2 separate regions of the Homo sapiens genome follow, and region 2 is linked to region 1. The links are chromatin loops, found by intact Hi-C in ENCODE. Cell type or tissue: heart right ventricle. All regions are shown on one strand. Links, peaks and the distances in the headings refer to the core of each region. The heading gives the core; the rest is flanking DNA. Region 1 has its middle 95 kb from the start of MIR6078. Region 2 has its middle 17 kb from the start of KLF6.

Region 1 (2,800 bases), core at 43-2,542:
ACTATCTCAGCTCACTGCAACCTCTGCCTCCTGATTCAAGCAATTTTCCTGCCTCAAGCAACTCTACTGCCTCTCCAGTAGCTATAATCCCAGCTACTCCTGTAATCCCAAGTAGCTGGGATTACAGGTGCCCGCCACCCGCCATGCCCAGCTAACTTTCTTTTCTTTTTCTTTTTTTTTTTTTTAAGTAGAGACAGGGTTTCTCCATGTGGGCCAGGCTGGTCTCGAAATCCTGGCCTCAAGTGATCTGCCCTTCCTCGGCCTCCCAACATGCTGGGATTACAGGTATGATCCACCATGCCTGGCCTCTTTACACTTATTTTTAATTATAATTACACTAAGAAATCACCATGACTCCCACTTATTAAGCTATTTTTATAAGCCATATAGTGTGTTAAACACTTTACATGTGTTCTTACTTAACTGTTGCCCCAACTCCATGGAGTCGATATTAGTTACCGCATTTCAGTATTATAAACACTGAAACTGAGTTTCGGAGGGAGTAAATAACTTCCCCTTCCGTGTGCAATCAGAGGTAGTGCTAGGATTTGATTGAGCCTTATGGCAATCGAAAGCCCATGTTTCTACCTTTCCTAGGCTCTGCCTCCTCTGTCGAAAATTCAAGGCAGGCGGAATGCAGTGCTGCCCCTGACACACACCACAGTAGCGACTCCAGTCTTCATCTGAGATGATGGCACAGGTGACGTCTTACTTGGGATTTTGAATTTTATGCACTATAATGCCTGCACATGATAGAAATAATTGGCATGTTGCAATATTCCCTGAAGGACTGTGGTCCCTTGTCTTCCCCCTATATATAGATCAGGGTCCTTAACAATGCCACTGCATTAGATTTAATTATAATCCAGATATCTATGGACATAAGAAAGATAGTTGTTCATTCACTTTAACCTGCACTAAAGCAATGTTTGTAAATCAAACGATGTCTGGAACCAGACAATTCAGATTATTTGGTAAATATTTTGTATACATTGAATTGAGGGATCTGCAAAAAGAAGGAAGAGGTGACACTTGGACCCCTTCTAACTAATTACATGACAGAATTCATCCATCACATTTCAAAAGCAATACAGAGAAAAGTGCATGATTTACAGCCAGAAAATGACGCATGCCTGGGTTGCAAGAAGCCACAGAGGAAGGGGACAGAATGTGAAGGGAGGGTCTGAGGCCAGAGGAAAGGGATATCACTGACAATGGAATCATTTGGATGGATGACAGGGAGAAAAATGTCATTTTTAACAAAACTGTTCATTTCTCCTTATATCACTTCCTTTCACCCGAGTTTCCCAACATAGAGAGTGATTCCATCCGATTGCCAAGTCCCAGTCAAGACATTTCAATGGTTTTGAAAATTCATTCTCCTTCTTGACTCTTATCCAACCTGGCCACTTTCCCATTTCCAAGCGTGTGAAAGACGTGTCCCCTTCAGCTTGGTGCGGACATAATATTTGCTTTTCTCCAGACCCTCCCAGCAGACCCACAAACCTTCTCCTTCCTAGGAGGCTCCAGGTCGTTATTGTTCAAGCTTTCGTCACTCCCATTCATGAAGCTAAACAATCCCAGCCCCATTCATAAGGCTTCCCAGGAGTTTCTATTTTTACTGCCGCAATTCTCTACATTCTTTCTCACAACCGTGCAAGTCTGTCCCAGGCAACCTCTTTTCTCTCCTGTCCTTGCCCTCCTCCTCCTGTAATCATCCCGTCCCTCTTCTGCCTCCCCCGCTCCCTCATCTCATTCCTTTACTCCTTGTTGGAGCATCGGAGGAACCCCAGCACTACTCCCCTTCCCTAAGCTCACAACGTCTTCTTCTTCTACTCTTATCTCATTTCTCAAACTGCTTTTGTTTCTCAACCAAGATACTCTAGATCATTTAGTAGTGGTGGGTCCATTTCCTTACCTTTTCTGTTTTTTTAATCCAACTAAGTTTGCCAGTCTATGGCTCCCTCTTAGGCATCCCATCATTAAACTCACCAACTCCCTCTCTCAGTGAGTCAAAAATGCATTCAATATCCCTAACTCATCAAGTTGCGTAGATCAGCCTAGCCTAACTTAGATGTGCTCGGGACGCTTACCTTAGCCTACAGGTGAGTAAAATCACCTAATACAAATCCTATTTTATATAAAAACAGGGTTGAATATTTTACGTAGTTTATTGAATGCTGTGCTGATGGTGAAGAACAGAGTGGTTGCATAGGTGTAATCATAAAGTCAAAACATTGTAACTTGAACTGTCACAAGTCAGAAACTGCAACTTTACCATAGTATGCATACAACGCACATAACCATGACCATGCCGACTTTTCTTTCTTTTTTTTTTTTTTTTTTGCAGACAGTGTTTCACTCTTGTTGCCAAGGCTGGAGTGCAGTGGCGCCATCTCATCTCCCTTGCAATCTCTGTCTCCTGGGTTCAAGTGATTCTCCTGCCTCAGCCACCCTAGTAGCTGGGATTACAGGCACCCGCCACCACGCCTGGCTAATTTTTTTTTTCAGTAGAGGTGGGATTTTGGGGTTTCGCCATGTTGTCCAGGCTGGTCTCAAATGCCTGGCCTCAGACATACACCCACCTTGGCCTCCCAAAGTGCTGGGATTACAGAGACCATGATGTTTTTTACTTTCAGCACAGTATTCAATAGATTACATAAAATATTTAACACTTGCTTGTGCTGAATGATTTTGACTAACTGTAGGCTAATCGAAGCGTTTTGAGCATGTTTAAGGTAGGCAAAGCTAAGCTATGATGTTTAGTAGATGAGGTATATCAAATGCATTTTCAACCTAA
Region 2 (2,800 bases), core at 93-2,592, 280 kb before region 1:
AGCTTTAGTGTTTTGTACTAGATGACTATAGTTGATCACATTATATAGTTATTATTGTATAATAACTATACATATATAGTTAACTATATAAGTACATATTACATAGCTTCAAATAGCTAGGAGGACTTGAAACTATACAGCTATATATTCTACAGTTTCAAATAGCTAGGAGGAGGATACTGAATATTCTCAACACAAATACATGATAAAGGTTTGAGATGATGGATATGCGAACTATCCTGATACTCTCACTTTACATCGTATGTATGAATACATCACTATGTGCCCCACAAATATGTGCAATTATTATGTGTCGATCAGATTTTTTTTGAGTTAAAAATGAAAAGTGAGGTGATGGCTGAAAGTGAGGTGTAGCGTTATCTGCCAGGAAGCATGGGCAGGATGTAGTTATCAAAGTGATAACCAGTTTCTCTTTTAGTCTTAATTCTAAAAGATATTTAGGGATTTTATATCCATTGAGGTATTTCTTTATATACACATTGCAATTTTTTTATTAGATAACATTTGTTTGTAGGTAACCTCAAATATAAACTGCAGGGAGGGCATGAGGACCTACGTAGAACTTCTTGGAAGAAATAAGTTTTTTAAAACACAGCATTTGTGCGTGCATGGGAAGGGCCTTCTATTCCAGTGCCTTGGAAGAGTACTTGACTCTGACGAGGACAGCTGGTCAGCCACTGCTCAGAGCAGTTTCTACCACTTCAAAAGCCCCTTCAGCTCTCGTATATTTTACAATCCTACGGCCACTACAACATCCCCGTTTTACAGTTTTGTTGATCAGATAAAGAGCCTGGAACACCCCAAATCCTGCTGGAAGCTCTCCTAGAAACAGAATTCCAGAGAGGCCAGCACCTCCTCCTGGAATGTCCCCCAGTATTTGTCTCTGTGGTGCCAAAGCTCTGGTGTGTGGACCAAACACAAGCTAGCCTAGTGCAGGTTTTGTGGAAGTGTATGCTCAGGTCTTTTCTGATTCACTCGGTGGTCCTCCCTTGTCTCATTGTGGCTGGACACAAACAAGGAAATCTTCACAGTTTGGAGTCCAGTGGTTCTCACAAAAGCCCAGAACAGCCTGATGTCCACATGGTCATTTCCAAATCTCAAAGCGACATCTGAGTTGCAAAGTTGAAACTGATGGGGAATCGTGTGTCTCCTTCCCAGCTCAAGGGTCCCTTGACACGTTTCAAGGGCTCTGGGGGAAAGATGGCCTGAGATGAGAGTTACAGGCATCATGCCCCAGAAATAGAATTGATAGCAAAGGGCTTGAGGAGTTTTTGCCACTCCCTATTGACTGTTATAGAACTTGGAAGCTCGCCTGTGGGGCCTGGGATCCATCACCTCTCATAACAGGCATTAAACTGATGTCATTATTCAATGTCATTCGGTGCCATCAAAACAGGACCTGCTTTTGAAGGCCAGCCTGGACTTGAGGCTGATCTTTGCCATTTGACCAGCCGCCCGAGGGCAGACATGTTCCCCAACTCTTAATTTCTTCTAGAGACGTGCCGACCTGGCAGGATTGGTTTAGGATTAAGGGAAATGATGCACGCTCAGCACATCATAGAAGCTCTAGTAAATGTAAATGCTCTTTTCTGTTGTTTTTTCACATCATGGTGACAAATGGCTCCTCTGGAAGGTCCTGCAGATGTGAAACTGGGTGGTGGTGTCACCTGCTGACAGCGGTGGGTTTTTCTTCCCTTGGGTGCCATGAGGGTGAAGAGCTGGGGCGAATACTTGGAGGACGGGCACTTGGTTTGGTTCTGTTTTCTACATGTCCATCTCTACTGGGTTATCCATCCACCGGGTCACATATTGTCCTTGAGTTGCCCACAAGTCCTGGGGATCTACCAAAATGTCCCTCTCAACAGCGGTGACTTCCTGGTCTTGGGTGGGGGACAGTGAGCTGGATTGTGTCCCCGAAGTTCCGCTCAACCCCTCCTTTTGACTCGGCACTTGTTCTTCCCACCTGGTCTCAAACATAGACTATCTTCACAGACTTCTCGGCTTGGTTCCCCCTCCCCTAGAAAACGTCTTGGTTGGGAGTGGAGACACATACTCACACAGACCCACAACAGACACAACACACACAAACACACAGAGACACACACAGACACATACACACCCTGACACACACAGAGGCACACATATACATGTTCACACACATACACAGACACACACAAACTTAGAGACACACAGACACATACACACACTAACACATACACAGAGAGGCACACATACACACGTTCATACACATACATAGGCACGACACACACAACAGACACAACACACACATCATACACAGACTTACACAGAGACACACAGACACATACACACACTGACACATACACACGGGCACACACATATATATTCACACACATACACAGACACAACACACACAAAAGACACAACACACACAAACTTACCCACACAGAGACACACAGACACATACACACACTAACACATACACACAGAGGCACACATACACATGTTCGCACATATACATAGACACACACAGACACACACATTCACACACAGAGACACACACAAACACTAATATATACAGACACACAGAGACACACACACACAGACACAAACACACACAGACACAGACACACAGGCACAAACACAAGCACACTCGTTCATACCCAAGAGGGTCTCGTGGCTACTGTGGCCACTAGTTCATGAGATGCTGGAGTTTGTCAGCTGGCTGAAGGCAAATTATACCCTGCATGAGTTATCAGGTTGATAATTGCCATTACTTTTAACGCAAAAACCTCAAATA

What was found. A loop is a pair of places that touch in the nucleus more often than their neighbours do. Peaks named below come from ENCODE experiments on the same cell type or tissue, not always from the same donor. Only the 100,000 strongest peaks of a DNase experiment are listed, where the experiment ranks them.
Region 2: a loop joins it to region 1, with 3 times the contacts of the local background. A loop is called at or near these places in 5 of 110 quality-filtered maps.

The regions. Positions count from the first base shown.
Region 1 is chr10:4,085,009-4,087,808 of GRCh38, forward strand. No RefSeq gene overlaps it. Among named protein-coding and RNA genes, the nearest start is that of MIR6078, 95 kb to the left of the region's middle. In heart right ventricle, for the core only: no CTCF peak of the experiment used is centred there; a DNase peak (open chromatin) is centred at 1,496; H3K4me3 peaks cover 926 bases; H3K27ac peaks cover 2,368 bases.
Region 2 is chr10:3,800,396-3,803,195 of GRCh38, forward strand. No RefSeq gene overlaps it. Among named protein-coding and RNA genes, the nearest start is that of KLF6, 17 kb to the left of the region's middle. In heart right ventricle, for the core only: no CTCF peak of the experiment used is centred there; a DNase peak (open chromatin) is centred at 1,346; H3K27ac peaks cover 1,998 bases.